Linked DNA regions of Homo sapiens: all the other regions are linked to region 2. Evidence: chromatin contacts called from ENCODE Hi-C or POLR2A ChIA-PET data. All regions are on one chromosome and are shown on one strand. The core of a region is the stretch at or near the end of the contact, and the rest is flanking DNA. Distances in the headings are between cores, read along the strand shown.

Evidence for each region. A loop is a pair of places that touch in the nucleus more often than their neighbours do. ChIA-PET counts read pairs that join two places held with the same protein, here RNA polymerase II (POLR2A). Pooled maps may share reads with other maps.
Region 1: a loop to region 2 is called in a map of naive thymus-derived CD4-positive, alpha-beta T cell, with 5 times the contacts of the local background. The contact joins the promoter of WNK3 here to the promoter of HUWE1 in region 2. A Hi-C loop is called at or near these places in 1 of 168 maps with a recorded cell type or tissue (naive thymus-derived CD4-positive, alpha-beta T cell), 1 of 37 single-sample maps with no recorded cell type and 13 of 50 pooled maps. POLR2A ChIA-PET finds 5 or more read pairs at or near these places in 2 of 52 experiments (both WTC11).
Region 3: a loop to region 2 is called in a pooled map, with 4 times the contacts of the local background. The contact joins the enhancer-like site here to the promoter of HUWE1 in region 2. A Hi-C loop is called at or near these places in 1 of 168 maps with a recorded cell type or tissue (naive thymus-derived CD4-positive, alpha-beta T cell), 1 of 37 single-sample maps with no recorded cell type and 7 of 50 pooled maps. POLR2A ChIA-PET finds 5 or more read pairs at or near these places in 2 of 52 experiments (CD4-positive, alpha-beta T cell and activated CD4-positive, alpha-beta T cell).
Region 4: a loop to region 2 is called in a map of ascending aorta, with 4 times the contacts of the local background. The contact joins the promoter of TSR2 here to the promoter of HUWE1 in region 2. A Hi-C loop is called at or near these places in 2 of 168 maps with a recorded cell type or tissue (ascending aorta and chondrocyte), 6 of 37 single-sample maps with no recorded cell type and 19 of 50 pooled maps. POLR2A ChIA-PET finds 5 or more read pairs at or near these places in 2 of 52 experiments (HEK293 and WTC11).

What each region holds. Positions count from the first base shown.
Region 1 is chrX:54,355,941-54,362,400 of GRCh38, reverse strand. It overlaps WNK3 (WNK lysine deficient protein kinase 3), which reads left to right and starts at 4,355. Exons shown (of 24, transcript NM_020922.5): 1 at 4,355-4,715.
Region 2 is chrX:53,684,077-53,690,508 of GRCh38, reverse strand. HUWE1 (HECT, UBA and WWE domain containing E3 ubiquitin protein ligase 1) reads left to right here and starts at 3,790. Exons shown (of 84, transcript NM_031407.7): 1 at 3,790-3,921; 2 at 4,141-4,239. RefSeq lists silencers at 3,609-3,783, 3,857-4,156 and an enhancer at 4,367-4,446.
Region 3 is chrX:52,985,347-52,992,478 of GRCh38, reverse strand. It overlaps a transcript of FAM156A not described here. Among named protein-coding and RNA genes, the nearest start is that of FAM156A, 30 kb to the right of the region's middle. RefSeq lists an enhancer at 2,229-2,808. Within about 2 kb of position 2,283, at least 9 of the 41 ENCODE cell types and tissues checked have a DNase peak (open chromatin) inside an H3K27ac peak, as active enhancers do.
Region 4 is chrX:54,435,621-54,442,283 of GRCh38, reverse strand. TSR2 (TSR2 ribosome maturation factor) reads right to left here and starts at 1,880. Exons shown (of 5, transcript NM_058163.3): 1 at 1,782-1,880; 2 at 1,504-1,594. The coding sequence starts at 1,862. RefSeq lists an enhancer at 2,113-2,162.

The DNA.
Region 1 (6,460 bases), core at 3,106-5,605, 670 kb before region 2:
TTCGAGTTCGTCAGGAGTTTGAGACCATCCTGACCAGCAAGGTGAAACCCCGTCTCTACTAATATAAAAATTAGCCGGGGGTGGTGGCACGTACCTGTAATCCCAGCTACTCTGGAGGCTGAGGCAGGAGAATCGCTTGAACCCGGGAGGCGGAAGTTGCAGTGAGCCAAGATTGCACCACTGAACTCCAGCCTGGGCGACAGAGCAAGACTCTGTCTCAAAAATAAATAAATAAATAAATAAATTGCCCCCTGACGTATGCTCTGGGCACATGTGGAAAGACTGCATCTAGGAAGAAGAAACTAGACCAATAGCAAGGCTGGAGAAATTGCATTATCCAGCCTGAAACGTGGAGTGTTTCTAAGTCAGTCGCTAAGCCAAAGATAGCTGTTCACTTCTGAGTATGCCCTTACTCAAGGAATACTCAACTTGTGCTGGGAGGAAAGAGAACCTTCTGGGAGGACATTAATAACCCTTAGATGATCCTGGTGAGAAATTCCCCTAGTGGAAAGACTTGGCTGGAGAAAAGATCACCCAGACATCCAAGCCCTGGGAGTTACTGCCTTGAACAGAGGCACCTGGATGAGAAGTACACTTTCCCTTGCTGGGATGCTAAGATTTAATAGAAGGAGAATGTGGCTCAGTATTATCTAGAGAATATAATATATTTTTTTTCTTTCCTGTATTTTTCTTTTTCTCTACCTGTCTCTGCCCCCAAAATAACATAGCTTTGTGGTGTACCTCAGGGGAGGGAGGTGGCAAGGCAGTAAAACAAATACTCTGCCACTCTTTCTGGTTTCTGTGTTTCCAAAACATAAGTCCTTAAGCAAGGGGTATTAGGGTGTAGGGGCAGAGACCAAGTATCTGGGCCAGAAAACTAGAAGAAAGAGTTGCACAAACCTAAAAAATGATTCTTCTCTTCCTCACTCCCCTCTCCTTGCGAGAAAGAGACAACAAGAGCAGAGAGAGATCTCTGTGGGAGCTCAAGCAGCATTGATTAGCCTCAGCTTCCCAGGAGCAACACCTAGCTGATGGGGAAGACTCAAGAGAGGAAGAGCTGTGTGGAATGTCTAGGTAGATGGCCCAATATCTATTGGGACTTCGGGAAAAATTCTGTGCCCCATGTCGCAGAGACATTGGAGAGGACCACAGCACTGGAAAGGACCCATGTGGGCAGAGGGCTCAGCACAAACTGCCAGGATCTAAATAACTAGAAGCAGATATCCTTACTCCACTCCCACTTACACCCATGCCTGGACATTACCTAAGATCCCCAAACTGTGGTATCACTTGGGTTAAGGGAAATGAACATCAAGAATGATGGACATTGTTTACCTCCCCGCCCCAATAACCTGGTTAAAAAGAGGGCACCGGGTCAGAAATTAAGTTCCAGAAACAGTCACAACTCTACCCATGGTTGCAGTGGTCAGCTAACTACAAACTTTGAGGTTCATTTCAGCTCCATCTTGTTGACTGAAGGAGTTACCATCCTGTGTGGTAGGAAAGAGACCAACAGATAGTAGGGCCATGAAACTAACCTCCTACCCCCACTCCTGTGGGATTTTGGGGTTTAAAAATGATTCCAGTTAAATTTTTTGTAATTTATTGGCACCGGAGCCTCTAGAAAAAAATGAATTAGATTATTGGAAGGATGATTTCCTGGAACAATGTAAAACCAAACTACAAATAGTTAATATAAATCAAAATTTCTGTTTGATGAGTAGGAACATTGCAAATGTCACTTGAGAGTCAGTGGAAACCAGTGGGTAGGAAGGGAATGTTCCCTGTCATACCTTGGTGATTAGCTAGAATTGCCCGCTCCCCTTTCTGCCTACAGTGGCATTTGTGCTGAGTTACAGACCAGATTGTCCCAAACAGAAGAGCACATATGTCAATAAAAGGTCTAAATTGAGAAGGACCTGTATTTGGATGGGGAGCCGACTTGTTTGATTTTCAAATTTCTAAAGGTCATAAAAGTCACTCTACTCAATAGCTTTTTTTTTTTTTAACAAGTATTCAACTATCAAAGAGGTACTGCTCAAAAGAATTAACATCTAAGCAGATTGAAGGGCTAACATTTCCAAGTGTTGTTCTTTATTCATTACCTACATCATCAGGCTCAGAGACAAGGGAAGAGGAGCAGGTCACAACTGAGCTAGATGCCTTTTCATGAAGGTGATGTGTGTGGCAGTGGTGGGAATAGGGTGACACTGAGAAACAGAAACGGTGGCCACAAGTTTCTAGTTGCCATCTCATGGGAGTCAGGACCTACAAAGACTTGGGATAAACTGGTAACCTTTGAAACTTTGAAATTGCCCCTTACTGGTTGTTCAGCTACTCTTCCTCTGTTTTTCCTACACTAGTCAACCAATCAACAGGGAAAAGGGACTATCTTCAGGGACAGTGAGGAAAGGAGCGTGGGAGACCCCATCCATTTTTCAGCTAATTGAGACTTCAGAGACTCTTAAGGTAGAATGGTGAAGCTATTTGGAGAAACCACACCTTGCTCTTTCAAATCGGCCAGGAAGGAAGATCTCCACCATTCTAGTGGCTGGACCTCATAGCCCTATTGTTTCCTCAGCATCTCCCTCCGTTGTCAAAACGGAAAGATGGGAGTTTGAATGTATTAAGGGCATGGTCCGGTTTCCTTACATATTCTGGCAATATGGAAATTAATAAGGAAGGGACAGAGGCAAGAGATAGGGCTACAAGGCCTCCCATCATTATACTCACCCCCCCCTTACAAAGTCAAAGATAAACCATTACACTTTATTTGGACTTTGGAAACCTGAGTTAAATGTATTGATTGTGCTGTTTTAAAGAGCTGAAAAAGACTGAGATTTCTGAGGCCTACAGCAGGAAAAGAAAAATAGGTAGTGGAGAAGGGATAACTCAGTGATAGGGCCGAGGCTGGAGGGCTGAAAGCATTAGTCAGATATTTCCCACACAGCCTCCTAGCTTGAGGGGCATTCGAAAAGAATGCCCTGCCCTTTAGCTGCGCCACCAGATGACTCCCGGGAGATTGAAAAATGCCTCGGCTCTGGAGTGAGCACACCTGGGTTCAAGTTCTAACTCCACAAATAGTATGAAGTTGAGCAATTCATGTCCATTTCCCCTCCTGAGCCTCAATTTCCTCCTCTGTCGGGCCGGGATTATTCATGGGAGAATGACGGAAACAATTCTATACTGCTTCTGGCATAGCACAGGAAGCAGTTTGAAGCCGCTGCGCCGAGGCTAACATGTACCGAAAGCTCGAAGGAGGCAGCATTCACTACCAGCTAGAGGATCTGGGAGTTTTTCAAGGAGGTGGCCGGTGGGAGACACAGAGAGCCAGTCTCAGTGGGAGGCAGCCTTTCCGCATGCGCGCGCTCTAGAAGCCTGGCGGCGGCGAGGGGGCGGGACCAGGTCTCTGAAGGGGTTGCTATGGCACCAAGGGGCCGAGGAGGTTCACCGAACCCTTAAAACCATTGCTCCCTCCCCCACCTGCCACCATCAGGGCCGAGGGCCATTGTTCCCGGCAAAATGGCGTCGGAAATCCCCCTCCCGGTCAGAGGCCTAAGTAAAACTGAGGGTGGGAGTCGGACCATAGGTGGGAAGAAAAACTACAATTCCCAGGGTACATCGCACCCGTCTGCGAGGCGCAGGGCACGTGCCCAGGCCTAGCGGTTACATGCCGTCAAAAATCAGTTTCATAGCTTCCCTTTCCCATCCCTGCTTTGGTCGTTTCCCAGCCCCCGCGCGCGCGCACTGCGGTCCTGGGGGGCGGGGGAGACATGCCGTGGCTGTTGCCCCCGCAACGTAACTGGGAGGCCAGTATTTGTAAATCGGTGCTTCGACTTCTAATCCCAAAGCCGGCAGGTATGGGTCTCGCGAGAAATCCCGGGAGTTGGAAAAAGGGAGTCAGGGGTGGCGGGCGAAAAGGTGCCGGCGGGTACCACCTCCTAACAGCGGCGCTACAGCATTCAGAGGCTCGCGGAGACCCAAGGGTGGGCAGTGGGGGGCTAGGAAGTAGTGTGTGCTTGGACTTTTCTTCTTCTTCTTCTTCTCTGAGGGGAGAGGGTAGAGCAGCTGAGAGAGAGCGAGAGCGCTTCGGAACACACAGGAGATGTCGCGCGTGCTTCCTCTAAGAGATTTTCTCTTTGGAATGGGGAGAAGCCTTTCTCCTCGACGCGCATCCCTCTCTCCCGCGGCGCCGAGGGGGGCGGGAGGCGTGCGCGCACTCTAGTTGGCTGGCCACTCGGCACCTCGCTGCGATAGGGGCGGTTCCGAGTTGGGGCTGCTCCGTTGGCTTTCTCCGCCCCTCCCCCTCTTCTGTTCTCCCCTCCCTTCCCCGCCCCCCCTCCGCCCCTCTCTCCTACCCGTCCGAATTCCCTGGCTGGAGTACGCGTGCGTCTGCTCAGCTCCGGGCCGAGCGCGAGCTTGGGCTCGTACCCCGCTCCCCTCTCTCCGCCCGCTCTTTACCTACCGGCCGTAGCTGGCCCGGTGGGCTCGCGGGGAGACGCTCGCGCGCGCAAGCGCACACGACGCGGAGCGGAGCTCGAGACATCGAGGAGAGGAGTAAGAAGCATCGGAGGAGGCGATCGAGGAGGAGGCGGTGTGTGTGTATGTGTCTATTCTACGGTGTGGCTCGTCGTGGGGCGAGAGGAGGCTCGAGAGAGGGCGAGGGAGAAGCGAAAAGAGTAAGAGAGTCTTCCTTTGCGAGAGCCTCTAATCTGGTGAGGGTCCCGGGCCGGCCGGGGCGCTAGGAGAGAGGGAGGAGGCCGGGGGGCGTGTCTGGGATCGGGCTGAGAGATGAATGGGCCAGGGATGAATGGAGGGAGGCAGCGGCGGCCAAGAGTCTGTTAGGAGTAAGCGCCCTAGCGGGGGGCGGCTTGACCGAAGCAGGGTGAGTGCCTTCACCAGTCGGTACCGGACGAGGCCGGGCTCCGGGCTAAGGGGCTGTCGAAACTGCTGAATAGGCGGAGAGGAAAATGAACAGGGGGAAAGTGGGGAAGGGCAGGTTTGAGGCTGAGGTGCGTTTTTTGTTTTGTTTTCTTTTTTGTTTTTGATTTTTTTTTTGGTTGTTGTTGAGGGGTGACAACTTTGGGAGCTGATGGAAGACCAGGGGACGGGGAAGGTGAGGAGGATACAGGAGGGGGACAGGAGACGGTTGACAAAGGACTGAGTGATCACTTAAGTGAGATTGAAGCTACTGAAAGGGAAGATCGCTTCGGGTGTGGGAAGTTCAGTTGTATTGATGGGAATAGGATGAAGGAAAGAGTAGATTTATTTCAGAGGTTCAGCTGATGTGTGAGGGACAGGATGGGGTGAGAAATATTGCTGGCTTGTGTAAATGTGTTAGGCTCAAGGAGATTCTGAGGTGTTATTTGGGAAGGGGTGGTGTGTGTTGTGTGACTGACAGGTTGGGGATGGGGAGGAGATGGTATGATAGGTGAGGATGAAAGTGGTGAGGTGGCTTCACTGTACTGAAAGAGGTTTTGTTTGACTAGTTAAAAGTGGTGAAACATTTATATAATGGGGTGGGGGTGGAAATCCTGCACGTGAGTATCTCCGTATCTTGGGGGTTGAGAGACTGTTAAAATGAGACTGAACCCTCAAAACAGATGCGAATAGTATGGCTATTTTTTCTTAAGAGTTACTGTTGATTGAGACAATTATATGAATAAAACAGCTTTTGAGTTGTGAAAATCTTCTGCATAGTAGTGATTGTATCCAATTTTTGGAGATACCGTTATCTGTTTTTCATCTATAGTAAGTTGTAATACCAAGAGAACTTTTGAAGAGGTCTTAGTATGTGACAGAGCAGCGGGTGTCTTTTAAGACGGTCTCTATCCTTTGGATTGATGAGTTTAAAAATTGTTTAAACTCGACAGCTCAAGGGAAAGATACCTTGCATTAAAGGATAGCAAAAATGCACTAAAGCTTAGCCGGGCGTGGTGGAGCGTGCCTGTAATCCCAGCTACTTGGGAGGCTGAGGCAGAAGAATCTCTTGAACCTGGGAGGCAGAGGTTGCAGCTAGCCAAGATTGTGCCACTGCACTCTAGCCTGGGCGACAGAGCGAGACTCTGTCTTAAAAAATCCACTAAAGCTGACTTTGAACTAAAATAATTGTACATTTTTTTTGGTCATTACGAATTTATCTTTGAAAATTGGCACTCGCTTTTTGGTGTGAGTTTAAATTACAACAGATTACGTGAACATTTTGTTCTCTGAATACTTATCTTCTGATAAGGATGTCTTGTCCTGGTCTCATTCTGTTCTGGGTCAAGATTAACGGTTATGGATTTTAATCTTTTGTGATTATTTTTTACACATTTTACTGATATATATTTAGTTTTCTTGGAAATGTTGCAAACTTGAGAACATTCCCATGCTGTTTTTCTTTTATTCTGCTTTGATATTGGAAAGAGTGTAATCCTTGTTTAGGCTACCCGCAGTTTGAATACAAAAGGTCATATTC
Region 2 (6,432 bases), core at 2,541-5,040:
GGAGTTCGAGATCATTCTGGCCAACATGGTGAAACCCCATCTCTACTAATAATACAAAAATTAGCCGGGTGTGGTGGCACATGGGCCTGTAATCCCAGCTACTAAGGAGGCCGAGGCAGGAGAATCGCTTGAACCAGGGAGGCAGAGGTTGCAGGGACCCGAGATTGCACCACTGTACTCCAGCCTGGGTGGCAGAGTGAAACTGTGTCCTGTGTCTCAAAAAAAAAAAGAAAGAAAGAAAGAAAAATAGTATTCAAGGAAAAAAAAAACTTTAAACAGGGTAAAGAGAGATACTGAAGAGTTTGAGGTGACAGTGAGCTATGATTGTGCCACTGCACTCTAGCTCTAGGCACCAGAGTGAGATCCTGTCTCTAAAAAAAGAAAAAAAGAGACTATCTACCAAGACTATCTTCTGTCATAAACATACATAGCAACCAATATTCCATTAAATGTATGAAGAAAACAGTTATAAAAGCACATAAATTGTACGCTATAAAGTTTTTAAAAATGCCTATGCAACTCTTGCCAAGATTGATCAGGTACTGAATCATAAAAGAAAGCACAATGCATTTCCAATAGTAGAAATAATAAAAGTCACATTAATGGAACACAGTGCAGTACAGCTAACCTCTAACCACAAAAACATCCAGATAAGAAAAAATTTGAGTCACCTCACAAAGAAAATACTTCTAAATATCTCATGGTCAAAGAAGAAATCAAACCTAAAATTATAAACTAGAAATTAATAAGAATGAGAGCACTTCATATGAAGTAAAACACTGAAAAAAATAAACTTAGAGAAAACTGGAGGAAGATATTAATAAACATTAAAGCTGAAAATAATAACTTAAGTAGAGAATGGGAAAAATGGTAGAACAGAAAAATAAATCTAAGAAATAGTTCTTTGAAAATATCAACAGAATAAACTCTGGAGAGTTTAGTTACATGAGAAAGAGAAATGCATACAAATAAGATGGCTTGATTGGTGGATAGATAAATGACATATATGTAGTAAAGTTATAACAAAACATGGTAAAATCAATGTGGTGGGTATACAGATGTAAAATTCTTTCAACGTCGTATGTTTGAAAACTTTCATAATAAAATAGATAAAAATCTCTTGGGGCACAGTGCGGTGGCTCACGCCTGAAACAACACTTTGGGAGGCTGAGGCAGATTGGAGAGGATTGCTTGAGCCCAGGAGTTTGGGACAAGGCTGGGCAACATAGTGAGACCTCATCTTGTTCCCCACTCCCCCCTCCCCCCCCAAAAAAAATTAGCCAGGCATGGTGGCTTGCACTTGTAATCCCAGCTATTCAGGATGCTGAGGCAAGAAGATCCCTTGAGCCCAGGAGATCGAGGCTGCAGTGAGCCATGATCATGCCACTGCACTCCAGCCTGGGAGACAGAGTGAGACTGTCTCAAAAAAAAAAAGAAAGAAAGAGAAAGAAAGAAAAGAAAGAGAGAGAGAGAGGAAAGAAAGAAAGAAAGAAAGAAAGAAAGAAAGAAAGAAAGAAAGAAAGAAAGAAAGAAAGAAAGAAAATACTCCTTAGCTAATAATCAGGGAAATGTAAATAATGAGACATTTTTCACCCATTATATTGGCAAAATATTAAAATGATTGGTTAATATCGAGTCCGGGTAAGAATTTAGGGAAATGCTAATTCTTACTCACTGCTAGTGGAGGTATAAACTGAAATAGTCGTTCTACGTGGCAATTTGTCATTTGACATTATGTATTAGAATTTCAAAATGTGCTATCTTTGGGCAGAGAATAGTGGCTCACGCCTGTAATCCAAGCACTTTGGTAAGCCGAGGCAGGAGGATCACTTGAGCCAAGGAGTTTGAGACCAGCCTGAGCAACGTAGTGATACCTCATCTCTACAAAAAATACAAAAATTAGCCAGGCGTGATAGCACACGCCTATAGTCCCAGTTACTCGAGGGAAGACTGAAGTGGGATGATTGCTTGAGGTGGGAGGATCGCTTGAGCCTTGGAGGTCAAGGCTGCAGTAAGCCCTAATCGCACCAGTGCACTCCAGCCTGGGTGACAGTGAGACACTATCTTAAAAAAAAAAAATGTGTGCTACCTTTATCCAACTATTTCATTTCTCCATGTTTATCTCACAGAAATATTTTAGCATCTGCAGAAAAAAGCATGTACAAGGAATTTTATTGCAGCATTGTTAACAGTAAAAAAAAAACCCCACTGTAATAGTCAAAGATTGAAAATAACATGTGTTTATCCATAGATGAATGATTACAGTATATTCATTCAATGGAATACTATGCAGTAGGTAAGATAAATGAGGTAGATTTATATATATTGACATGGAAAGATCTTCAAGCTACATTAAGTGAATAAAGCAATTAACATAACAATACATAAAAAGGATGCTATTTATTTTTTAAATGAAAAACAAAAACAAAGCCATGCTTTTCTATTTGTGTATATGAATGTAAGGGGAACTTTAAATTTATCCGTGTTTTACAATAATCATGTGTAATTAGGAAACCAATTTTAAAATGAAAAAAGAACAACCGAAGTTAATTACATGCTAAAGAAAGTATAGCTTCATGTTGCCACTAAATGTTACAGATGGGCCGGGTCTTTCGCCTGTAATCCCAGCGCTTTGGGAGGCCGAGGCGGGTGAACTGCTTGAGCCTAAGAGTTTGAGACCAGCCTGGCAACATAGTGAGACCCCGCCTCTACAAAAAATAAAAAGTTATCCAGGCGTGGTGGCGCATACCTGGAGGCCCAGCTACTTGGGAGACTGTAGGCAGGCAGGAGGATCCTTGAGCCCAGGAGGTCGAGGCTGCAGTGAGTCGTGACCGTGCCACTGCACTTCACCCTGGGTGACAGAGTGATGCTTTGTCTCAAAAAAAAAAAATTGTAAAAATATTCAATGAAACAGTGTATCTCGAAGGGGCCCTGTACATCTCCTGAGATCATATACAAAATTTTATGTGTAAGTATATATTGGGGTGGGGGACCCATTCATTAGATTCTCAATTCGAGGGATGAACCACTGCTCTGGAGGGCTGGAATTAGAGAAGTGGAGGGTATAATCACAGTTTTTATTTCCTCGATGTCTCAGGAGTTCTTTTAATAGTGCTTTTGTCTTTAAATACTAAATTAATACATACTTTTTATTAAAAATTGAAACCTTATCGAAGTAGCTAGAGTTCCAAGTCAAAGTTCTTCGCCCCTCCAATGTCGTCCGCAGCCCACAATAATTAAGTAGGGTTAACAGGTGATCTCCCACCAGGTCCTTTTTATTCCCATGTATTTACAGATGCAGATCCTCTACAGGATCCTTGTCAATCGCACTGCCGTTCCAAATAATTAAAGGAGGAAAAAAGAATGTTTATTGAGGGCTTACTATGTGCCTGAAGTGTTTTAAGGGTTTGCTCGCGTGAACTCTGGGTGGTCGGCTTCCCACGTCGTCTCCCACCCTCCGCTCTGGGTCCAGCCTTGCCCTCTTGCCCCACACTCCCCATTCTTCACAAGGCATCTGGCGAGGTCGTTAATTTTTAAAGGTAAATCAGATCAAATCATGTTCCCTTCCGCGGCTTCCACCGTGCCTCGAATCAAATCCCAATTCTTAGCGACCCTATCATCCTCTATGGTTGCATTTACTGGGCCTTGGGTAGCTCAGGCGCGGTCCCCTGCAAGGGACCCGACTTCACCGCGGAGGGAGCTCCCTCCCGAGGGGCAGGGGCGGGGCTTCGCTTGCGGTGGGTGGAGCCCCAAATCGAGTTTGAGCTGAGCCGAAGCGAGGAGGCTTTCGACTGAGGGCTAGCGAGGGGAGCAGGGCTGGAGCAGGGCTGGAGCAGGGCTGGAGCAGGGCTGAAGCAGGGCTGAAGCAGGGCCGCGGACCCCGCACGCTCCTGCGGGCCCCGCGGAGCCATTGCGGCCGAGGTGAGCGTCTATCCCTGGGCTGGAGGGCGAGCTCTGTACGCGCGGCCGTTCTCGGTTTCTCGCGGGTGGCAGTGGCGAGGTTGGGGGGGGAGTTCCCACGGGACCCTGCGCGGAGGCGCGGAGGTGGCGGCCTTGGGGAGCCTGCGGGAAAGGCTGCTGGAGGGGCAGGGCGGCCTGCCCCAACCCTCCCTGAACCCCGCCTCCTCTCCCCTCCCCCAGGCCTCGGCAGGCGCCAGCGGAGAGCTAGCCGCATCTTCGGGGGCAGCCCGGCAGCTGCCGGCGGCGCGGCGAGAGAGCGGCTGACAGAGGGGATGCGAGGTACCGGCATTAGCCATGGCCAAGTGGCCCTAAAGAGAGAGTAGAGGCCGGGCCTTCAGCGTTTCTCACTGGTTCGAGGAAGGCGGCCTCAGAGGAGAGGGAAGGTGAGGGGCGGGCAGGCAGGCTTCGCGGGTAACTACTAGGCGTTGCATATATATGTTTTGATATCTAAATGGTACTACACACACACACACATTCATTTCGACTAACTGCTTGTTTAAAAATCTGAGAATATGTCTTGTAGATCTTCTTATATCCGGGAATCCAAATTTATGTTGGGTTTTAAACAGCTGCATTGTATGATTGTACTACAGTTTATTTAACCATTTCCCGATTGATATACATTAGCTTGTTTCTCTGTTGGGGGAGGGAGGGGACTATTACAAGCAATGCCATAATGAATGGGTTTGTGTATATGTATCATGCCATGTATGAGTATTTCTGTAGGAGAAATTCTTAGAAGAGTAACCGCTGGGTCAGGGTGTATATGCATTTTGAATTTTGATAGATTTGTCCAAATTGCCTTCCCAAAAGCCTGTACTAATTTACACTCTTTAATGTTGTGCGAGAGTGCCTATTTTTCCACAGTTATGCCAACACGTATTATCAATCTTTGTAATTTTAGCCAATTTAAAGGGCAAAAAAATCGTATGTCATTGTTTTCATTTGCATTTCCCTGATTACTGGCGAAATTGATCATATTTTTGTTTGTAAATAGGCAAATATCAATAGTTTATATAGGCAGTTTTCCTATCTATAAGCAATAAGCATTTTGAAATTTTAATAATAAAAAACCTGTTCGCAATAGCAAGAGAAACGAATAAAAATACCTAGAAGTAAACTATAAAACTTTATTGACGAATACCATAAAAGAACATCTGCATGAAAAGAGAAGGAATACTATGCTTCTGAATAAGAAGGCTCAATATTTTAGTGATGTCCATTTTTCCTATATTGGTTTATACAGTTGATGCAATTTCAATAAATATACCAAGTTTTTTTGGAACTTACTATGATTCTAAAGTTCATCCGGGGGAAAAAAATGGCTAAGAATAACTGAAAAAAAATATTTTAAAACGTAAGTAAAGATAGGGATATTTGTACTACTGGCTATTAAAATGTACTCTAAAGGAACTATTTAAATTAGAACGGACAGAACAATGCATTAGAATGGAAAAGCCCACAAATCAAGCCAGATTGGATCCCAAGATTTATTGGAGAAACACTGTTGGCTAGACGTGGAAAAACTGCCATATTAAAAGCTTCAGGCATTTCCCCCCATCCCCGAAGCTTGAATATTCCTTTGAGGGCAGACTCCTTTGTTTGGAGAAAACCACTTTATTGGATCTTTTTGGTTATGCCAAGGTAAAGCTTCAGTAGTTAAAATTGGTGGCTTTGGAACTAGAACTAATGATATGGCCTTTAGTTAGATTAAGATGGATTCAGGTTAGCCTGCAGTGCGGCGAGGGAAGGAGTCTGGATAATGTAGGTTTAAAAATTTTTTTCCCTATCTAATGGGCAAAAAATGTTATGTCATTGTTTTCATTTGCATTTGTGTGCTTACTGTGAGATTGAACGTCTTTTAAATGTTAGTCCAGGATAATATGTTATTCCTGGAGACAGGTAACAATGGGGGACTCTTTGCTCCGCTTCCAGAATGGAGTTTGGCTAATTGGTACAGCCTTGCCCGGAAGCGTGAGAATAAACAGGTTGACTTTTTAAATTTTCCTCAAGCACTAGGCTCTAGACACCTAGATCGGGGGCGGAGGCAGTTTTCAGGACATGGCCGAGATTTGGCGCTGAGCTGTGTCATCGCGAGGTTTGGCAGCCAGCTCCGCAGTGGGTCGGAAACCTCGTGGTAGGCGAGATCCCTGCAGGACGGGAGGGTTCCTCCCTTCCCCCGAAAAACTCCCAGTCATTTTCATGAAGCTCCGCCTTTCTCCTTTTTAGGAGTGTGCACCAGGTCTCGCGATATCTCATGTTTCCTAAAGGCGAGGCGCGGGCGGCATCCTGCGGTGAATTAAGAAGGTCTCGCCGAGGCTAAAGCGTAATATCGCGATAGTTCTCAACGCATGCGGGAGCCGGCCGTGGTAGGTTGGCTCCGCCCCTCACTGCTTCGTTAGGTTGTGCGTCATTTGCTTTTCGCTTCGCGTAGGGTGAAGCTGTAGCTACTTCGGCTTTGGTGGGAGGGAG
Region 3 (7,132 bases), core at 1,034-3,533, 700 kb after region 2:
TGCAGAACCTCCCCTGGGCTCCAGGTCTTGCCTTCTATCCTGGAGGCTCCAGAGGCTCCCTCAGGCCTGTTTGTGGAGATTGTCTGGTGGGAAATCCTCTATCCTGTGCTCCTGACGCCAGCCATGGAGCAGGAACACCACCTCTCAGGGGATAGACAGGATCTGCCCATTTTGTCCTCAGATGTTGGGGTCCATCTCCCCTCAGGCCTCATTTACACCCACAATAGCCCAGGACATGTGGGCTTTGGGGCCTGGCAGGCTTCATAGAAGCCTGGAACCCCAAGCCCTGGTGGTGTGACTTTGGGCAAGTCACCTGTCCTTGACCAGCCTCAGTTCCCCATTCATAAAGGAGGCTAATGCCCGCCAAGCAGGGTAGGTGCAGGTTTTGGGGAAAACATGTGTACTGCCCTCCTCCCGAGCCCATGTTAGATGGGTCTAGTAGTTGAGGCAGGGTAGGAGCAGGGGCTGGAGTGACATTGGCAGGGACTAAATTGCCCCGGATCAGACGGTGGGCAAGTGGCTTCAGCTCTCTCTGCCTCCCTTTGCTCGTCTGTCATCAGGGTACTAACTTTCCCTCCTCACAGGGTTATGTGAAGGAGAGGTGAGACAACTGGTCAGTCACCGAGAGCAGTGCCGGGCACAGGGCAAGGCTGAGTACAGGCCCACTGTCATCTCCCTGGCTGGAATAGGTTCTAGCAATAATGACATGGATGTGTTTGGGGGGCCACTATTCTGCCTACCACTTACCCTCTTCCTTGGCAAGCCTTGATGGTAACTGTCATTGTCCCCATACTGGGGCCACAGAGGTAGACAGATGGACCTTAGCCTCCAAGAGAGTGAGTGCCCACCCTGTAGAGGAGAACAGCATGTCGCAGGCAGTTCACAGAGTGATGCCTTTTATATCACTATTGTGATGGTTAGTTTTAGGTGTCTGCTTGATGGGGTTAAGAAAAACCCAAATAGCTGGCAAACCATTATCTCTGGGTGTGTCTGTGAGGGTGTTTCTGGCCTTTGAATCAGTGAACCGATGGAGGAAGATTGGCGTGGGTGGGCATTGTCCGATCCCTCGAGGGCACAGGTACAACAAGAAGGCGGAGGAAAGGGGAATTTGCTGTCTTCTGGAGTTGGGACACCCCGTCTTCTCCTGCCTTTGGACATAAGAACTCCGGGTTTTCAAGCCTTCAGACTCCATGAATTATGCCTCTGGCTCTGCTGGTTCTCAGGCCTTTGGACTCAAACTGAATCACACCATCCACCTCCCTGGCTCTCCAGCTTGCAGATGGAGATGGCAGGACTTCTCAGCCCCCACAGTCACATGAGCCAATTCCCATAACAAGTCCCCTCTTTGGTTCTGTTTCTTGGGAGAACCCTGACTAATACAACCATTCATACCAATACTATCGGTATTCACCTCACCGTGATTCTGTACCAGACACTGGCTGACCACCTAACATGAATCATGCTTTTCTCACCCAACTCCGTGACTGTCAACTCTACTTCTATCACCCATTCACAGGTGAGGGCCTTCTGTATTCTCATCAGCCCCAGCTCCGAGCACAGTCCTTTGCCGAGGCCTTCCTGGTCCTCCTCTTCCTCCTCCTCCTTCTGACCAGGGCCAGCATCTTTTCTTTTCTTTTCTTTTCTTTTCTTTTCTTTTCTTTTCTTTTCTTTTCTTTTCTTTCTTTTCTTTTCTTTTCTTGACAGTCTCACTCTATCGCCCACTCTGGAGTGCAGTGGAGCGATCTCGGCTCACTGCAACCTGCACCTCCCAGGTTCAAGCGATTCTCCTGCCTCAGTCTCCAGAGTAGCTGGGATTACAGGTGCACGCCAACATGCATGGCTAATTTTTGTATTTTTAGTAGAGATGGGGTTTTGCCATGATGGCCGGGCTGGACTTGAACTCCTGACCTCAAGTGATCCACCCGCCTTGGCCTCCCAAAATGCTGGGATTACAGGCATGAGCCACCGTACCTGGCCAGAGCTAGCATCTTAGTCTCACAGTGGCCCCTGCTCATTCTGTCCTCAGCCCTCAGCCCTGCTGTCACCCACCCACATCCTACAACCCCTCCACTTCCTCTTCTCCGTGTCTGTTGTCCAGGGTGGGACCAAGTCCAAACCTGAGCTTCCTGCTAAGTCAAAGTGACCTTTTCCTTTCAGTCAGGGAAGCCTGACTGAAGCCTGTGGTCCCACGGTGAGGTCTTGGTGTCTCCAGGCACAGTGCAGCCACGTTGCAGTGATATCCACCTTTGCCAGCAGGGGGCATCTCATCTCCAAGACCGGGAAAGCCTCAGAGAAGACAGAGGAACAGTCTTAAACATTCACTCCTGGTGGGGTCAGAGGCCTCAGGGTGCATGAGCTCCAGGCTGGGTGTCTCTTGGAGCCTCCCTCTCTGCATGTGGACAGGTAGGGGCAGCCTAGGGCCAGGTTTTAGTGCTGTTGGGGTCATCTGCAGATGGCTTTTCACTCCTTCCTACTTCTTCTCCTTGTACCAGAAGCTCATTTCCATGGCTAAAGGAAAATTCTCATATAATTTTGTCTTCCTTTTCTTATTTAATGATTGCATTATATGCTTTCTTCTACAAGATGCACTGGCTCTGAGGCAGGTCAGGCTATAGGTTGGCGAGTCCTGAGGGCACCAGCCTGGATCCTGAAGATACTGGGGGCAGGCTCCAACAGAGCCTGGGGCTCAGGAAAAGGCCACCAACCCCCCAGCCAGATCCTGGCCAGCTGCCGGCTCCGCCTCCACCCTGTCCTCTCCCAGGGCCTGAACTCTGGGTCTAGAAGCTCCAGGCCTGGTGGTTTGGGGAGACAGGGACCAGGAGGATCCCTCAGAAGAGGAGGCAGCAGACAATCTCCATACAGCTTGAGGGGGTGCACAGCTGTGGGGTGAGGCACGGCCCACCCAGCACAGGCCCACTGACCTGCTGTGCAGCTGCAGGCCCAGCTGCTGCCCTCTACGACACTCAGTCTCCTCACCTGCGCAGTGAGCATCATTATACCCCCAACATGCAGGGGATGCTCATGAATGGAGGGGAGCTGAGGCGTTAATAAAGCAGATTTGGCCCAAGAGGAGGAGGAGTGGGTCAGGGTTGGTGGGGAAGGACAGATGCGGCCACCTCAGGGACAGCCAGGGGCTGCCTTCCTGGAAGTGCTCAGGACAGTCAGGCGAGGGAAGTTCTGAGGTTGTGAGCAGAACCATGGTCTGGGGACCAGGTGAGATTTTCTCTATAGTGTTCTGGGGTGGCCACCTGCTTTGTCACTGTTCCTTCCTGTTGTCGTCATCTCTGCCTATGGGTGCCCCGAGACGAGCCCAGTGAGCTCACTGTGAGTTACTGCGACCCACATGCAGTCATTAGAGCCATGCGTCATCATCACAACAGCCACCAGGTTAACACTTGGGTAATTTATCCAAATAATGACTCACCTGTTCTGACCTGATTTGGATTATATGCCATCATTTATTGTAGCCATAGTTTATTCAGTCATTCTCCTATTGGATCGTTAATTAGTGTTTGATTTACTTTTTGACCATCCAGACCTGTGATGAGAATTCTTGTACATGCAATGATGTTCATAGAGTAACCCTACTTGTAATAGCTAAAAACTGGAAACAACCCAACTACACACCAATAAGAAGTTGCATAAATAAATTCTGCCAGATTCACACTATGAATTACTGCACAGCTATGAGAAGGAATGAGCTAGACCATACAGAGACATAACATTAGGTGACTGAAGCCAGATATAAAAGAGGATATGCTATGTGATTCCCTTTCTACATGGCTCAAAAGCAAATAACAATAGTGTTTAGGCATACATATGTCTGTATTATAACAGTTTTACAGAAAGCAAGGATTCTAACCTGTCTGGTGGGCAAATTTTCTTAATTTTTGAAATTATACAGTAAAATGGACACTTGAGGTATAGTTCTGTGAATTTGAACACCTGTATAGATAGATATAACCACCATCACAGTCAGTATCCAGAACATATGCATCACCCCAAAGAACTTCCTGGGTTCCTTGTGCTGCCCTTGTATAGTCACTTCCTTCTCCCACCCCTAAGCGCTGGCACCCACGGATCTGTTCTCTTATCACTATACTATTGTCTTTTCCAGGATATCATAGAAATGGAATAATACAGCCTGTAGTCTTTTGAGACTGGCTTCTTCACTCAGCATAGTCTCTTTTCTTTTCTTTTCCTTTCTTTTCTTTTCTTTTCTTTTTTTTTTTTGAGACAGAGTCTTGCTCTGTTGCCCAGGCTGGAGTGCAGTGGCGTGATCTCGGCTCACTGCAACCTCCATCTCCCGGGTTCAAGCGATTCTATTCTCCTGCCTCAGCCTCCTGAGTAGCTGGGATTACAGGCACGCACCACCATGCCTTGCCAATATTTGTATTTTTAGTAGAGACGGGGTTTCACCATGTTGGCCAGGGTTGTCTCGAACTTCTGATCCGCCCGCCTCGGCCTCCCAAAGTGCTGGGATTATAGGCATGAGCCACTGCGCTCGACCCCTTGAGTTTCATTCAAATCGTTGAATATATCAATAGTTCCTTCTTTTTTTCTGAATAATATTCCATTGTATGTGTGTAGCAGATCTTGTTTATCCATGCACCCATTGAAGGACATTTGGGTCATTTCTAGTTTGGTACAATTATGAATAGAGCTGCCATAAACATTTGTGCATGGATTTTTGTGTAAACATAAATTTTCCTTCTTCTAGGATAAATATCCTGGATGTCCAATGTTTCCAACACCATTTGTTGAAAAGACTGTTCTCTTTCTGTTGAACTATCCACAAAAATAAGGCAAATAGATTTTTTTTTTTTTTTTTGAGACAGGGTCTTACTCTCTCACCCAGGCTAGAGTGCAGTGCCACAATCACGGTTTGCTGCACCCTTGGCCTCTCAGGCTCAAGCAATCCTCAGCCTCCTGAGTAGCTGGGACTACAGGTGTACACCAGCACACTCGGCTAAGTTTTCTTATTTTTTGCAGAGATGGGGTCTCACTCTGTCACTCAGGCTGGAGTGCAGTGGCATGATCATGACTCACTGCAGCCTCGACCTTCTGGGCTCAAGCCATCCTGCCTCGGCTTCCCAAAGTTCAAAGTCATTTTGACTGTTGTAGCTCCTTTCCCTTTCCACATAAATTTTAGAATCAGTTTGTATCTATAAAAGATCCTGCTGGGAATTTCATTGGAATTGCATGAAATCTGTACATCAATTTGGGGACATCATTCCTATAATGAGTCTGTAATCCATGAGTACAGTACGTCCCTCTCTTTATTTAATTGTTCCTTTATTTCTTTCATTAGCTTCTGATGGTTTTTAGCATACGGCTCCTGCACATGTTTTGTTAGGTTTTCAGGGGCAGCTATTGTAAATGGTATTGTATATTTTTAAAAATGTTCCAAGCAGTTCATTGCTAGTCTATAGAAGTGCTTTGCTTTTTGTTGTTGTTGAACATATATCCTATAATGTTGCTTAACTCCCTTGTTCATTCGAGAAGTATTTTTTATAAATCTGACAAGATTTTCTATGTAGATTATAATAATGTCTGTGAGTTGGAGTAGTTGTAGTCCCTCCTTTCCAATCTGTAAGCCATTTATTTCTTTTTCTTTCCTTTTTAAGCTGGTTGGAACTTTCAGTACAATATTGAATAACAGGGGTGAGAATGAGCAACCTTGTTTGGTTCCTGATGTTATGGAGAAAGCAGTTAGTCTTTATTAAGTATAATATAAGGTGTAGGATTTTTTTAGTTGCTCCATATCAAGTTAAGCAAGCCTCCTTCTAATTCTGGTTTGCTGTTTTTTTTTTCTTTAATTATGAATGACTGTTGAATTTTGTCAAAGGCTTTATCTGTATCAACTGTTGTGACCATGTGGTTGGAGTTTGCAGTTTTTTTTCGGTATATTAATATGGTAGATTGCATTGACACATTTTTGAATATTGAACCAGCTTTGCATTCCCAAGATAAATCCCACTTGGTCTTGGTGCATTATCCTTTTTATATATTATTGGATTTAATATTAACCAAATGTTTTCTTGATAATATTTTGTTGAGAATTTTCTGAATCTATGTTCATGAGGGAGATTACACTATAGTTGGTTTTTTCTTAATGCTGTCTTTGTCTGATTTTGGTGTCAGTGTAATGCTGATCTTATAACATGATTTGGTAAATATTTCAACCATCAATTCCATGTTTTTTTTTTCTGCAGTGATTTTATTTTTTTATTTTATTTTTTTAATTTTATTATTATTATACTTTAAGTTTAGGGAAGTCAGTGTGGCGATTCCTCAGGGATCTAGAACTAGAAATACCATTTGACCCAGCCATCCCATTACTGGGTATATACCCAAAGGATTATAAATCATGCTGCTACAAAGACACATGCACATGTATGTTTGTTGTGGCACTATTCACAATAGCAAAGACTTGGAACCAACCCAAATGTCCAACAATGATAGACTGGATTAAGAAAATTCCATCTTTTAATAGATGGAATCTATTTAGATGATTGGTTTATTTTATTATTGGTTTATTTTATTATTATTATTATTTTTTTTTAGTAGAGACAGAGTTTTGCCATGTTGTACAGGCTGGTCTTGAACTCCTGACCTCAAGTGATCCACCCACCTTGGCTTCCCAAGGTGCTGGGATTACAGGCATGAGCCACCACAGCTGGCCAATGATCTATTTTTGAGTAAGTTTTGGTGGTTTGTGTCTTTCAAACAATTGTTCCATTTTCATCTAAGTTGCTTAATGTATATGCATTCATATATTTGTGAATTAGTATTCATTAGTTATTCATAGTATCCTTTTCATTTTTGTGGGGTCTCTAACTTGTATTAAAGTTTTCAAAGAACGAGCTTTTGGGCCATTGATTTTGTCTGTTCTTTTTTTTGTTTTCAGTCTTATCGATTTCAGCTCCAATCTTTATTTCCCTCATTCTGCTTACTTTGGGTTTATTTTTATTTTCTTTTTCTAGTTTCTTAAGGTGGAAAGTTTCATAATGGGTTTGGGTCCTTTATTTTTTCCAATATGATAATGTAATGGTATAAATTTACTCCCTAGCACTGATTTAGCTGCATCCTGCAAATTTTAATATGTTGTATTTTCATCTTCATTCAGTTT
Region 4 (6,663 bases), core at 631-3,130, 750 kb before region 2:
TTTTCCATGCCTGTTGCCACTGTCCTACTTCAGGCCTCATCAGTTTCTAGACAAAAACAGCGTTCTCATCAGTCTTTCCCTCTCCAGGTTATGCTTCATACTGATTATTTCCTGAACTTTCTAGCCAGCAAATCCCATCCTATTTCTCACCCTAGAACCTGCCCACGAATTTTTACCAGCCACTGCAGTGTTTCACAGTTTGCCTTTGAGAAATATCTGTTCTGCTGGGTCTTAAGGGACACTATCCATAGAAAGCTAATGAGAAACAAAAGCAAACAGGTTTTTTAGTGGTTCTTATTCTTACCCAAGCCTTTAATATGTTCATGAGTGTTAAGACTTTTCAGTGGGAGCAGAACAAGAGTTTTTCTTACATAAGGTAACTGGAGAAGCTTCTTCACTGAACATCTAACAGAACTAGTTAGCATGAATTTTGGCAAACACTGGCCTAAATGATAAAATCAAAGGCACATAAGGGCTTCCATGTCTTATGCTTTTCAAGGGGGCTTCCCACACCCCAGCTTCATTCTCTACCACTCCTCCACCCCCCACGCACACACGCCCATACTCCAATACTGAGCTCCCTGCTACTTTCCAAATATAACACATTATACCCTCATGCCACAGAACTTGAGTGTTGCTCTCTCTGCTTCCCCCACCTAGTTAACTCCTTCTCACTAAGACCCAGCCCAATTCACCACCTCCACTAAGAAGCTGTCTCCCCATCCTGTTACCCCATGCACCCTGAGCTCCTCTTTATCAGAAAATCTATCAATGTTGTAACTATTTACGTGTGTGGATCCTCAATGGATAGTATACTTTCTTGAGAGAGATGACTCTGCCTAATGTCATCTCCAAAGCTAGAAATTGAATGAAGATTTTTTTAAAAACCATACTATGCAACAGGCCCTCTACTGGGCCTCTTGTTCTTGTATATCCCTCAAGACGAGCCTACAGTGTAGATCTTTGCTGTCCAAACAGCCACAGGTGGTTACTGAGCACTTGAAATATGGCTAGGCCAAATCGAAATGTGCTAAAACTGTAAAATACCAGATTTTGAAAACTTAATACTAAAAAATGTAAAATATCTCAATGTTTTATACTGACTACATGTTGAAATATTTCATACACACCGAGTTTACTAACATTGATTTCATCTGCTTTTTGCTTTATTAAAGTGGCTACTAAAAAATTTTAAATTATATGTGACTAGCATAATATTTCTACTGTACAGCGCTCTGGTGGATACTTTTATACGCATTTTAGAAACTAGGAAACTGAGTCTCAGGGAGGTAAACTGCCTTGTCCAGAGTAATCCCACGAGTCAGTGGTACAGCCCGTAAAGCACTGGAATCCAGGATTCTGATTCTAAAAGCTGAATTCATTCCACCTCACCTTTAGGTACCAATCCACAACTGCTCGAGAGGAAATGCAGGCTCTGCGGGATGGGGCTCCTCCTCTCCACACCCCCACACAGGCGGGTCGCGGCGCCTCACATTCACTCACCATTGCGCATGAAGTAATCCTCCACTGCACCCCCCAGCCACTTGGCCTTCTCCTGGCTGTGCACACCCCCGAAGCCATTCTCCACAGCGATCTGTAAACACAGGTCCAAGCCCACCAAGTCAGCTTGGGAGCAGACCTGGAGTAGCCTGGAGGCCGCTTACGCCGCCCAGCCAACTCCTCTTATGCCGCCTAGCCAAGCCTCAGGCACCTAGCCCAACCAACTCCTGTTCTGCCCCGGGCCCTAACCTTGACCTTGCCCTGGCCCTGGCCCCACTGACCTGCAAGGCCGGCCAGGCCTCCAGGGCCGCGCAGACCCCAGCCCGGAAAAGAGCTCGCGCATCTTCTGCAGCGCCCGCCATTATCCGGCCCCAGTCCACGTGACGTCCCGGCGGCCCAATCCCTCTGTAGCTCGGCCCAGGCAGAACGAGACGCAAGCCGAGCCTGAGAACACAGGATTCTCTTTTCCGCAGACCTGGCAGCAAGACTAGAGCAAAAGAAAAATCTGTCAGAGCGATCGATGACACCACCAGAGTTACTCACTTAAATCAAAGGACACCAGACCTGAAGGACGTGTGGGGCCATGGTTTCCGGATCCGTGGGTACTGCGGAGGAAATATGTGGGGAACTTATTACAGATACAGATTCCAGGCCCTGGGGCAGAGGACTCAGTGAGTATAGCCTTAAAAATCTGCATTTAAAAAAAGCATCCTAACATCTGTATAGAATACTGCAACCAACAACAGTAAAATACAATCAGCTCTCCCTATGGGGGGCAGTCCACGTCCGTGAATTCAACTAACCTCAGATGGAAAATATTCAGGAAAAAATTGCATCTGCATTGAACATGTGTATACTTTTTTTCTTGACATTATTCTCCTAAACAGTACAGTATAACAGCTATATACATAGCATTTACACTTTATTAGGCATTATAAGTAACCTGGAAATTATTTATTTATCTATTTTTTTGAGACCGAGTGTCACTCTGTGGCCCAGGCTGGAGTGCAGTGGCGCCATCTCGGCTGACTGCAACCTCCGTCTCCTGGTTTCAAGCAATTCTCGTGCCTCAGCCTCCCGAGTACCTGAGATTACAGGTGCCCACCACCACTCCCAGCTAATTTTTGTGTTTTTAGTAGAGACAGGGTTTCGCCATGTTGCCCAGGCTGGTCTCGAACTCCTGGGTTTAATCCACTTGCCTCAGCCTCCCAAATTGCTGGGATTATAGGCGTGAGTCACATCTGGAAATGATTTAAAGTATACAGTAGAATATTCATAGGTTATACGCAAATACTATGCCATTTTATATCAGGGACTTGAGCATCTATGAATTTTGGTATCCTCCGGAGGTCGTGGAACCAGTCTCCCACGGATACCCAGGGATAACTGTACATGTTTTTCTGAAGTACACAAGAACATTCTCCAGAACAGATCATACACTAGGCCATACAGTAGGCCTCCATAGATTTAACAGGATTGAACATACAAAGTATGTTGTCTGACCACAATGGAAAGAAGTTAAAAATCAGTAAAAAGAAACTTACAAAATTCACAAATATATGGAAATTAACACACTCCTAAGCAATAAATGGGTCAAAGAAAAAAATCACAAAGCAAATTAGAAAACACTTTTAAATGAATGAAAACAAAAACATAAAAAAATGCATGAGATGCAGCTAAAGCAAAACTTAGAGGGAAATCTTTAGCTGTAAACATGCATATCTAAAAAGAAGAGCCGGACATGGTGGCTCATGCCTGTAATCATAGCACTTTGGGAGGTTGATGCGGGAGGATGGCTTGAGCTCAGGAGTTCAAGACCAGCCTGGGCAACATAGTGAGACCCCATCTCTAAAAACAATTTTAAAAATTAGGCCAGGTGTGGTGGCTCACGCTTGTAATCACAGCACTTTGGGAGGCCAAGGCAGGCAGATCACTTGAGGTCAGGAGTTCGAGACCAGCCTGGCCAAGATGGTGAAACCCCGTCTCTACTAAAAATACAAAAATTAGCCAGGTCTGGTGGCAAGCACCTGTAATCCCAGCTACTTGGGAGGCTGAGGCAGGAGAATGGCTTGAACCCGGGAGGCGGAGGTTACAGTGAGCCGAGATGGTGCCATTGCACTCCAGCCTGGGAAACAGAGTGAGACTCTGTCTCAAACTAAATAAATAAATAAATTTGAAAACTAGGCCAGGCATGGTGGCTCACACCTATAATTCCCGCACTTTGGGTGGGCAGATCACCTGAGGTCAGGAGTTTGAGACCAGCATGGTCAATATGAACAAACCCTGTCTCTACTAAAAATGCAAAAGTTAGCCAGGCATGGTGACACACACCTGTAATCCCAGCTACTTGGGAGGCTGAAGCACGAGAATCGCTTGAACCCGGTAGGCAGAGGTTGCAGTGAGCTGAGATCACTCCACTGCACTCCAGCCTGGGCGACACAGTGAGACTCTGTCTCAAACAAACAAACGAACAAACAAAATTAGATGGGCATAGTGGCATATGCGTGTAGTACCAGCCACTCAGGAGGCTGAGGTGGGAGGATTGCTTGAGCCTGGGAGCTCAAGGCTGCAGTGAGCCGTGATTGTGCCACTGCACTCCAGCATGGGGGACAGAGCAAGACCCTGTCTCAAAAAAATAAAAAATGAAAGAATGATATCAAATTAATAACCTACACTTCCACTTCACAAAACCAGAAAAAGAAGAGCAAAGTAATCCCAAGGCAAGCATAAGAAAGGAAATAATAAATAATAGAACAGAAATAAATGAAATAGAGAATTGAAAAACAATAGAGAAAAGAAAAAACAGTGAAGCCAAAAGTCAGTTGTTGTTTTTTGTTTGTTTGTTTGTTTGTTTTGAGATGGAGTCTGGTGCTGTCACCCAGGCTGAAGTGCAGTGGTGCAATCTCAGCTCACTACAACCTCTGCCTCCCAGGTTCAAAGGAGTCTCCTGCCTCAGCCTCCAGAGTAGCTGGGATTACAGGCATATGCCACCATGCCCCGTTAATTTTTGTATTTTTAGTAGAGACAGGGTTTCACCATGTTGGCCAGGCTGGTCTTGAACTCCTGACCTCAAGTGAGCTGCCCACCTCAGCCTTCCCAAGTGTTTGGATTACAGGCGTGAGCCACCGGACCTGGGCGGTTATTTTTTTTTCAGAGATGAAGTCTTTTTTTGTTGCCCAGGCTGGAATGCAGTGGCACAAACATTGCTCACTGCAGCCTCAAACTCCTGGGCTCAAAGGATCCTCCTGCCTCTGCCTCCTGATTAGCTGGGACTACAGGAATAGGCCACCATGCCTGGCTAGTGTGTGTGTGTGTGTGTGTGTGTGGTTGTGTGTGTGTGTGTGTGTGTGTGTGTGTGTGTGTGTGTGTGTGTTGGGAGGGGGTGTCTCACTTTGTTGCCCAGGCTGGTCTTGAACTCCTGGTTTCAAGCGATCCACCTGCCTCGCCTCTCAAAATGCTGGGATTACAGGTGTGAGCAAATGCAACTGGCCAAGTCAGTTATTTGAAAAGATCAACAAAATTTACAAACCCTTAGCTAGACTGAGGAAGAAATAAAAGAAAGAAGACTCAAATTACTGAAATCAGGAACGAAAGAGGACGTATAATTACCGACCAGTCAAAAAAGACCACATATTGTATGATACCATTTATATGAAATATACAGAATAGGTAAATCTATAGAGACAGAAAATACATGAATGGTTGCCCAGGGCTTGGATGGGGAAAGAATAGAGTGTGACTTCTAAATGGCTTCAGGGCTACTTTTGGGGGTGTCGAAAATGTTCTAAAAATTAGACGAGGTAATGGTTGCTGTTATGAGCTAAATTGTATCCACCACCCCCCAAATTCATATGTAGAAACCCTAACCCCCAGTACCTCAGAATGTGACTGTATTGGGAGATAGAGCCTTTAAAAAGGTAATTAAGATAAAATGAGGTTGCATGGGTGGGCCCTAATCCGTTATGACTGATGTCCTTATAAAGAAGGGGAGATTAGAACTCGGTGCAATGGCTCAGATCACTTGAGGCCAGGAGTTCGAGACCATCCTGGGCAACAAAGCAAGACCCCCCATCTCTACAAAAAAATTTTTTTTTTAATTAGCTGAGTGTGATGGCTGTAGTCCCAGCTACTCAGGAGACTGAGGAGGGAGGATCACTTGAGTCCAGGAGGTTGAGGCTGCCGTGAGCCATGATTGTACCACTGCACTCCAGCATGAGTGACAGAACAAGCCCTGTCTCAAAAACAAAAAACAACAAAATATAATAATAAGAGGAGATGAGGACACAGGCAAAGAGGGACACCAGAGAGGTGTACACACAGGGACAACTATGTGAACACACAGTGAGAAAGCTAAGGAGAAAGCCAAGGAGCAAATCAGAAGAAACTATACTAAAAGCCATTGAATTGTACACTTTACTTATTTGTTGATTTATTGATGAAAGTATTTCCTTAAAATTAGAAATCTAATTTACAAATTACAAATTTTTAAAAACTGACAAATGTCACAAACATCTTCTAACCCAGAAAAATAAAATATTACTTTGTTGTTTTGTTTTTGTTTTGTAGATGCAAGGTTTCACCATGTTGGCCAGGCTGGTCTCAAACTCCTGACCTCAGGTGAGCCGCCTGCCTCAGCATCCCAAAGTGCTGGGATTACAGGCATGAGCCACCACGCCCTGCCAAAATAAAATATTCTTATTAATTACATGACTCACCTCTCTACTAATTTTTCTACATTTTTTGATATCAAAGAGTTTATAGAACTCTTCATATGACAAGTATTTTATATTTTCTAGAGAGAACACAAAGAATTCAATTGATTTCAATTCAGTTGAGTAAAATTTTTTATTATTAGTATTTTAGAAAAGTTTCAATTTCACAACTCATTATTAGTAATGTACATTTTAAGATTTTTGTCAAACTTGGGAAAATTTCTAGTTTCTTTTACATGTGAGCTGTAAGATTTCAGGTTATTTTAACTTCTCTTGGCACAGCGACAAATCTTAAACATTCTTCAAATAGACCAGGCTCAATAACCAGAGACCTGGAAGTGGCCTGTGCAAGTGTGGGGCCCTGATGCTTAAGATTGATTTGTTCTACGATAAATCTATCTCTGTGCAATGCCCAGGGAGAAAGGAGCACAGGGACTCATGGGAGTTCAGC